Regions from separate parts of the Homo sapiens genome. Here region 1 is linked to region 2. The links are chromatin contacts, found by Hi-C in ENCODE. All regions are on one chromosome and are shown on one strand. The core of a region is the stretch at or near the end of the contact, and the rest is flanking DNA. Distances in the headings are between cores, read along the strand shown.

Evidence for each region. Hi-C counts contacts between places; a loop is a spot of excess contacts on that map. Pooled maps may share reads with other maps.
Region 1: a loop to region 2 is called in a map of PC-9, with 6 times the contacts of the local background. The contact joins the enhancer-like site here to the promoter of PON3 in region 2. A Hi-C loop is called at or near these places in 1 of 168 maps with a recorded cell type or tissue (PC-9), 1 of 37 single-sample maps with no recorded cell type and 7 of 50 pooled maps.

The regions. Positions count from the first base shown.
Region 1 is chr7:95,686,282-95,690,661 of GRCh38, forward strand. The region is part of intron 2 of LOC105375409 (a long non-coding RNA gene); the gene reads left to right. Among named protein-coding and RNA genes, the nearest start is that of DYNC1I1, 84 kb to the right of the region's middle. Within about 2 kb of position 2,815, at least 2 of the 41 ENCODE cell types and tissues checked have a DNase peak (open chromatin) inside an H3K27ac peak, as active enhancers do.
Region 2 is chr7:95,393,331-95,398,348 of GRCh38, forward strand. It overlaps PON3 (paraoxonase 3), which reads right to left and starts at 3,045. Exons shown (of 9, transcript NM_000940.3): 1 at 2,947-3,045; 2 at 1,314-1,384. The coding sequence starts at 3,020. It overlaps LOC107986822 (a long non-coding RNA gene), which reads left to right and starts at 3,142. Exons shown (of 2, transcript XR_007060439.1): 1 at 3,142-3,698.

The DNA of each region.
Region 1 (4,380 bases), core at 1,565-4,064, 290 kb after region 2:
TGCTGAAAAGAGTTATCCCGTGGCAAGAGTGGCACCTACAGGGCACAGTAAGAATCTTATGTTTCTTTTTTTATTTTTATTTTTCAGAGAGGTGGAGGTGGCGTATGGATAGAGGTGTAATGATTGGTTTTCTATTGGAGTTGTTGGACAAGTGTTTTGACCATCATCATAGATTTACCATCAGATACAGCTGGATACAAATCCTGTTCCTATAATTTACTGTCTGGGTAGCTTTAGGCAAAGGCACTTATGTTTATTAAAAGCTATAGTTTCTACCCTTGTAAATTGTGGATGATAATATCTACCCTATCACAGTTTGGCTAATAAATTTTAAGTGAATTGTGTCACTTACGGAATACCAACCTTGCCGCCAAAATGTTCCTGTGATTGCTCAATGTCAGAGACAACCCCAAACCTGCATCAATAGGAAATGAGATGCTAAAGAAATACAGCCCAAGGAAGGAGCTATGAGGATGCAATCTAGAAGCTTCCCAGTCCAGCAAGTGAATGGAGAATGCCTGGGCAGAGGGAGCAGGAGAGAGAAAGAGTGAAGGGAGAGAGGAGAGAAAGGACGTGCACACTTCAATGGCATTCTTTGAATACTTTGATGGCATATTGGAAGCCCTGAATTTACCTCTGATTTTTCTGTTGTAAGGACAATAACTTTCTTTTTCTAAAGCTAGATTGAGGTGATTTACTTGTAATTGAAAAAAACTTCTAACAATATCTAATGGTGCATACTAAAAGCCGCTCATCCTCACTCATAATAAAAGTAGAAATTAAAAATGAGATGACATTTTCTACCTATTATATCGGCAAAAAGTTAAATTAAAATTGATAACACATTATATTGGCCAAGCTGTGGAGAAATAGGCCTTCTCATATTTTACTGATGAGCAGTTTAACAACTCCTGAAGCAGGCAAATTAAACATATTTGTTAAGATGCAAATATATGTATCTTTCGACCCAGCAATTATGCTTTTGTGTAATTTGTCCCACAGATATATACTCAATCCTGTGAAATGAGGCATGTACAAGGCTATTCAGCATTGTTCCAAAGAATAAACAATAAGCATCAAACGTTCATCACTGGAGAAGTGATTTCATTTACATGGTGGAAAACTCTGAATCCATTAAAAGGAATAAAAAAAATTTTAGAAACTGATAATGGAAAGTTCTCTATAATATATAGCTGTTTAGAAAAATACAGGGAAAGAATATGAAGAACTTGCTGTAATTTATGCTTAAAGGGGTGGGAGAAGGAATCTATGTTCATGTTTAGTTGCATGTGCACTAAAATCTCTGGAAGAATATACAAAAAGTGGAATAGCATGGCAAAGGCTACGTAGAGGAACTTGGTAGAAAAGGGACAGAGATAAAGGGATTCTTTTTCAATGAAGACGTTTTTGCACATTTTAATTTTTGAACCCTGTAACTGCACAACCGATTCAAAAATGAAATAAGATTCCAGGGGAAAAGATTTCACTTCTATGTTGGAGCTGTGGAACTCTAAACCCAGGGGTGGGATGTGAGGGGTCCTTAGTTTGAATTGTGTGTAGACTAGACTCCATCTTCTAGAATTTCTAATCCTTTCCAGCCTTGAGGGAACCAGTTGCAGAGCTGATCAAGAAATATCCCAGGGTTACAGTGGCACCTACAGGACAAACGGAAATGTTTCAGCTTGTTTCTTGGTGCTTTTTTTGTGGAGCAGGGGGAGTCAAAGTTTAGGAGGACAGAGATAAGGAGGTGACGTTACAGTTGCTAGTTACTGCAAACATAATTTTTATACCAGTATATTAGAAGCTTAGACCTTAGAGCTAAACACCCGTGATTACAAACATCGTGGCTTTGTCACCTGCTCTTTGTTATACCCCTGTTGTATGGCTTTAGGTAAAGGAACTTAACATTTCTGAGTTATAGTGTCTACTTGAAATATGTGAAATATGCTGTCTATATTACAGGTTAATGCCTCAGTGTTTTAAGAGACTTATTTTACCAGAGAAACTCCAAACCTGGCAAACAAAGGCCTGTGAGTACTCAACCCTTAAGACAATCCTAAATGCCCCAAACCTATCCCAGCAGGAAGTGAGCTGCTAAAGAGATGTAGTCCACAGAGGAGGCCTCCAAACCTGTGGGCTACATCACCCAGAGTTCGTCAGGGCCACGGAAGATAAGGGACAAGGAGATCCTTGTGGAGAACTCATCAGGGCAGCCAGATTGGCTAAGGAGCTCACATCACCTCCAGGTCAGGATACTTTGTGTTTCCAGTCCTACACATCATGGGAATTGCTACGCACCAGGAATTGCTACACTTTTTGCTGCTTCCCATTCTCTTCCTTATCAAATGGATGATTTTTTTGATAATTATCCTATTCTTTCTCTGTCCCTTCATGTATTGCATTTGTGGTTATATTGGAGCCATAGTTTGCTGAGCCAGAAGGAACCACCACACCAGGGCCTGACTAAGAAGAATCACCCAGAAATCCTGGACTTGGAGCTATAACTAGATAAGTCTTTGTGTGGTCTCCCTCTGAGAAGAGGAAAGTGCACTTTCCATGGTATCTAATTATGGCTTCATTAGGTAGGCACTGGCGTTTTTGAAGGGATATGTGAGAGTAGAAGGGACAGTGTGTTGTTGAAGGTGTGAATTACAGCTAAAACCTCTGTTGTTAGCCAAGCCAGCGCTTAGTTGTCTTTCTACATTTAATGTCACTTTGATCTTCTGTTGGACACCTGGAATCCATGCCTCTCACATCTCTCAATTCACCTAGTTTGAGTGATTTTGGCTCTATCCCCGGCTCCAGAAGTGGTTGTATGACTCAGGCCTGGCCAGTCAGAACACTGCATCCTGTTCAATTCAGGTCAGAGAGACTCAGGGCAAGCAAGATCTCTCTGCTGAGATTGGAGCTGCGAGAATGAAGGGGAAAGGAGCCTGTCTAAGGACAGGGCCAAGACAGAGGGAGCTGGAGTGAGAGTGAGAGTGAGAGTGAGATTGAGAGAATGAGAGCGAGAGTGCGAAAGAGAAATCACAGTCGGGGGTGACATTTAAGCCTTTGGAGTAAGGCCCATTGGACATTCTCCATCTAGGCTTTTCAGTGATGAGAAAATAAACATCTTGCTTGAGCCAGGTAGACTGCGGCTTTCTATTGCTTGCAATCAAAACAGTTCTAAATCAAATGGCTCTTAAACCAAAAGATGCTCAAACTCATAATAATAAGAAAATAATTGATACAACTTTTTTTTTTAACTCTCAGATTGATTGGCAAAAATTCAAAACATACTGTGTTGGCCAAGCTTTTGGGAAATAGACAATTTTTACATGGCTGCCAGGAGCACAAGCTGGTACAAGCCCTGTGAAGGGCAATTTGAAAATGCCCGTAAACATGACAAATACATGTATCCTCAGATGCACGACAAAGTGAGAATTTTTCTGTTTTTTCATTATTTTTTTCTGACTGGCAGAGAAATTCAGCAGGAATTCTCAGATATATTTAGGTATATTGACACACATGCAAAATGGACCCTATACAAAACTTCTCATTTCAGTATTATTTTAAATGGCAAAACAATCAACTTACATGTTCATCAATAGAGAACTGGGTAAATAAATTTTGGTGTATCCATAAACTGGGAATACTTCAAAGCTAGAGAGGTGGGGGCAAAGAGGAATTTTTATGTACTGATATACAGGATTTCCAAGATATAGTATTATATGGAATAATTAAGACACAGAAAAAAAGGTGTTATAGTACATTATCATGCAAAATAAAAAGTTGCTTTTAAAGTATTTGCTTGTATGTGCATAAAATGGTCTCTGGAAGTATAAAAGAAACTAATAACTTTGCTAACCTTTGATATGTAATAGGTAAAAGGGAAATTTTTTAGCATATTCTTTTTATCATTTTAATTTGTTTTTGAGCCATATGAAAACATTACTTATTCAAAAACTAAATGAATATAAATTTTTAAATTTTCTCATTAGGACCTACAAGCTAAAGAACAGTTAAAAAACAGGCAGTGAAAAGATTCCAGGGGAAACGATTTCACTTCTGTGTTGGAGCTATGGAACTCTAAACCCAGGGGCGGGGTGTGAGGGGTCCTTAGTTTGAATTGTGTGTAGACTAGACTCCATCTTCTAGAATTTCTAATCCTTTCCAGCCTTGAGAGAACCAGTTGCAGATCTGTAAAGAAATATCCCAGGGTTACAGTGGCACCTACAGGACAAACGGAAATGTTTCAGCTTGTTTCTTGGTGCTTTTTTTGTGGGGCGGAAGAGTCAGTGAAACAACAGGCAGTGAAAAAAAAAAAAATACACCAATCTTACTGATCCAGGCAGTGAAATGCATAAGTTGAATGAACCAGCTTCTTCCATTTTCTAT
Region 2 (5,018 bases), core at 1,795-4,294:
AATCGGAGCTTCAGAGTGCTGTGAGAGTTCAGAGGAAGGAGATGAATTTTGCAGCTGATTTTAGTAAGCAGAGACAGAGGAATCAGTAAGTTTGGAGGGAATTTCATAAGCAAAGGTGAGAAGGTGAAAGAACATATTCCCAGAACAGGGAACACAATCTAGCCTGATTTTATTTTATTTTTCTGTTAGCAATGTCAGGAAGAATTGGAGCTGTGGAGCCCAAATAAGCAGGTGTGGCATTAACTAGTAGGTGAGATTAGCCCATGTCTCACGTAGAAGCATGAGGGACAAGCGGGGAACAATGGTTCCTGGATTTTGAACTGAATCTTTTGAGAATGGGGGTACCATACATAGGAAAAGTCTAGAAGCAGAGCTGGTTGTGGGTGGGAGGATGAGGGAGAAAACGACAGAAATGTAAAATAGATTTCAGCTTAGGGAGAGTTTGAGCTGGAGCTGCCCTTTAACTGACTAAAAAAGAAGGGCTGCAGTTTGAAAGGTTAGGGACTGGGCCATGGATTTTTTATGAATTTTTTTAAAAGAAGGTAGGTAGGCTGTGAGGTTCCTTCGTTTATTATTTTTTTTAAGACAAAGTCTCGCTCTGTCGCCAGGCTGGAGTACAGTGGCGCGATCTCAGCTCACTGCAACCTCCGATGACTCCCTGGTTCAAGTGATTCTCCTGCCTCAGCCTTCCGAGTAGCTGGGATTACAGGCACACGCCGCCAACATGCCCGGCTAATTGTTATATTTTTAGTAGAGATGGGGTTTCACCATGTTGGCCAGGATGGTCTCGATCTCCTGACCTCATGATCCGCCCCCCTCGGCCTCCCAAGTGCTGGGATTACAGGTGTGAGCCACTGCGCCCAGCCTGCTGTGAGGTTCTTGAGGGGAGGGGCTGAGTCATATTATTTGAAAAAAAATAACACTTGAAGCCAGGAATGACAATAAGGAAAGGGAGGGAGGAAGGAAAGAAGAAAGAAGCAAAAAAAGGAAAGGTAACAGAGGACAAGGAGGAGAGTGAAATACCACAGATGGGAAAGGAGAAGCATTCAGTGAGGGGAAAACCAGGGAGTGGTCAATGACATTCTTTAGGTAATGTGGAGAGATGTCAGTAAGGAAATGTGCTGAGAAAAACCCACAAAGAATGTCATTTAGTACACCCCTGAAGACCTTGCATGGGGCAGAGTGGACGGGGCAGATGTCCCACTGGGAGGGCTTAAGTAGTGACAGGTAATTAAATGAGCTGGTAGGGCTCAGTCAGGTGGATGACGACCAAGAAGCTGTGCTGGCTCCTCTTGGTACTGTCACATACATACCAAGTTCCTCAATAAGGTGGCAGTTTTCAGGTTCTACTGGCTCCACTTCTCGAGAGGCATTCACCCTTTCTCTGTAGAAGATAAAACCCAACCCTGGAAGTCAAGGCACAGCATTCAAAATGTATGTTTAAATGTGGACTTCAATCATCTTCGTGTTGGTTAACTATCTTTATCATAATTTATGAATGACATAACAAGTAAGTAGGTACTTCCTTTCATGTTTATTTACATAATGTAGACATTATGTGGGTATTTTACCTATATCAGCTAACCTTACCCAGTTATTGCTGAAAAACTGTATAATATGATTCAACATGGAAAATTCTGCTGCCCAAATAAAAGACACTATTTAATAGTATGAGTAATTGAACAATATTATTAATTTAAATGCACGAAATAGCCCTAATTTTCTAAAGTATCGTCTGTTATAAATCTGCACTTAATCCCCTACAGTCTTGCCCTTTGAACTTTTCCTTCCAAACTGCTTTCCCAAAATTCAACAGGGTCTCCTAATAGTCAAACTCTATCACTTTTGCTTTAATTTTTAAATTTTATGCTGACTTACTCCGCAAGTATGTAAATTCATTAAACCAACCACAATTTAAACAATTGGCCGATTTATTTTTCAACACAATTTTCTTGTTTCCAGAGTGAAAAGGAATGTTTCCACATTCTTCTAATATCAGGGATAATTTAAAATTTTTATTAAAGTATATTCAGAAAGACTCAATACTTATCTTACAGTCATTTATTTAAAAAAATACCCTTAGATCTACTTTATTATTATTACTATTATTTTATGATTCTCCATGTGGTTGCACTGGGAGCAAATGTAACAATAAAACTCTCAAACTGGAAGTATTACTAATAGGCACCAGGCACCTCAACAGATTCTAGACGTGATCCTCTAAGAAGACCAGCTTCAACTAAGAGAAATACATAAACACTCAAAGACAACTGAAAGCAAGCAGAGGCTTTCGATCCACTCATGAATGTGTATTATCACTTAAAGGTTCTTCTTTCTAGCCCAGTATTGACTTTTCCTGAGACATTTCTAGGCTGGCTATCACCATTGTATCTTCCACTTCAAAAGGTCAAATGCCTACAAAATGCCAGTTACCGCCTGCAGGTTTCAGCTGGTTTGCCCTGCTGTCTGGCCAGCTCTTTAAATCTAGGATAGGTTCCATAACCCAGTACTTCTGCATGGTTAGCCAGACCTGGGCAATGTCTCAGTCAGCCGTAAACATCCAACTGGTAGCCTGATCCTCTCTCCCAAGTCCGGCGTTTCCAATGGACGTCCTTTTTTCCCAAGCAGAATGTTGAGGGCGAGCTGGGAAAGGGGTCATCACGTTCAGAAAGTAAAAGGGGGTCATGACCTTCAGAAAGCAAAGTGGGGGATCATAACCTTCAAAAAATAAATGGGACTAATTCGGCTCGGCAGTCTTTGGAAACGCAAGTAGCTCACTTTCCCCATAAGCGAGTCTCAAGGGGCGGTTTGCTGGGTGAGATGGAGGAGTGAGGTTCCAAAGCTGCTCTTTCCTACCCGCTAGGAAGGGGGCGCCAGGCAGCCCCTGACCTCACTTGGAAGAGGAGAGAAAGAGAGTCGAAGACGCCCTGTCAAGATGCCACTCACCTAAACGCCAGGAACATCTCCCCGACTAAGGACAGGCCGACCCCCAGCAGGACCAGCGCCACGAGCTTCCCCATGGTCTCGGGGTGCCCAGCGGCGACTGCGCGGCGCCGAGAGCTCTCGGGGGCGCGGCGGGCGGTTCCTGCCTCGCGTACGGATTGGGGCCCGCTCGGCCCCGCCCGCACACGCCTCCTACTTACCTGAGCGGCCCGGGTGCCGCAGCAGGGCGCTGACGAGTCCCGCCGAGCCCCGCCGCCCGGGTTCAAGGCCGCCTTCACGCCCACGATTCCTTGTTTTTTGGGCAGAGGTCAAGGCTCAACGGAGAGGGAGCCCGGGACCGAGTTGTGGTGGGAGTTTGCTCCTAACACCCGCGAAATCCTACCTCAATTCCTCAGATGGCCTGAGGGAGAAACCGGAGGGCCCGGGAATGGCGGGGAGCTCCAGTTCAGAGCCGGAACTCCGGACTTCTGCAAGGCCAGACGTGAGGCGACACTGAATTGCTCCCGAGACGCGGGAAGGGCGAAGGCAATCGAAGCGAAGAGCTTTAACTCATCTTCTCCAGGATTTGGGGCACGGGAACCTGTCTCCTGACCTTCGTGCCTTACCTCGGAGTGTGCTGCCCAGACGGACTTGTGAATAGCTGCGTCTGTCCCCATAGTTAACGGGAGAAGGAAACACCAGGAGAAAAGAAGGAAAAGACAGGAAACGGGAAGAGGAGCAGAGGCGAGGAAGGGGAAGGTCATTTCCTTGGCAGGGTAGGCCCTCTTTCTTCTAGGTCTTGAGTTCCTGCCAGGCAAGAAATGCTCTTTCCCCTCTCCTGATGAACACCAGGTTGGAGGGGGAGGAACTGAAGATGCGGGAAGACTTGGGGAGTTCGGGCAAAGTAGCACATTCAAGCATGATCTATTTTTATTTACGGACAGAAAGAAATATTAGTTCTGTTAGGTTCCACCGAGTAAACTATTTGTTGAGAGAGCAAGATTTGCCAATCCTGGGGGTATTAAGGAAAGAAAAGGTGGTCCCTGACCTATGGGATACATGATTCTAGTATGAATACGTAATTACAGGATGAATAATGAAGCCCACCGCTTATGCAGTACTGACTGTGTGCTTTGCCTGTGCTGACACCTATGTTAACGCATTTAATTATCAACACAATCTCTGGAGTGTGGGTAGCCTTACCCCAATTTTACAGGTGAGACCTGCAGCACAGATTGCTTATGTGGCTTGCTGTAGGTCAGGCAGCTGTCAAGCAGCAGACTCCAAAATCTGGGCCCTTAACTGAGCTGCCTCTACCATGCTGCCTCTAGAAAATCTATGGAAGAAGGGTTGTATTAAAAGGACAGTGTAACGTCTTGAATTGTATAGATTAGAGTTCTTGTTAAGATGACTAATGTTAAAAGAGTGCAAGCAGAGGAGGAATCGAAGTCAGGAGGGCTCACAGAGCTGAGGGGCCTGGGGTGTGATGTAGACATGCATGCAGGGTTTGGGAGTCAGGCTGCCTGGGTTTGGATCCAGCCTAGATAAAGTACTCAGCTTTATTGAGCTACAGATTCCTCTTCTGTAAAAGAACGTCCACCTCATAGGTAGCTTAAAATTAAATGTGATAATGAGTGTCAAGTGCTCTGCACTGTGCTTGATACGTTTTATGAAGTCAGTAAAGATTAACCACTAATTAATTCTGAACTTTGCTTGAGATTGTAGGCTCCTGTGGGAAGGACTCCATCGCATTGATCACTGGGTTTTCCCGTGCCATCCATAGAACTTTGTGCTTAATAATGACTCAATAAATATGATTAGATGGATGGATGTAAAATATGGACTTGGGAGAAAGAAAAATTAGAAGAATAAAAAATAAATGGAATGAATAATGAAATAATAATAGTCATATTATTATTTCACTCAGCGTTTGCATGCCTTGTCACATTACTTCTTATTAACCTTACCTACAAAGAAGTAAAGTGAATTGCTTGCTGCAAGTTTGATGGGACTAAAAAGAAGGAAAGTGAGGCTTTGAGGCTTAGAGAGGTAAAGTAATAATTCACTTAAGGTTACATAACTAAGTGTCAGTGCCT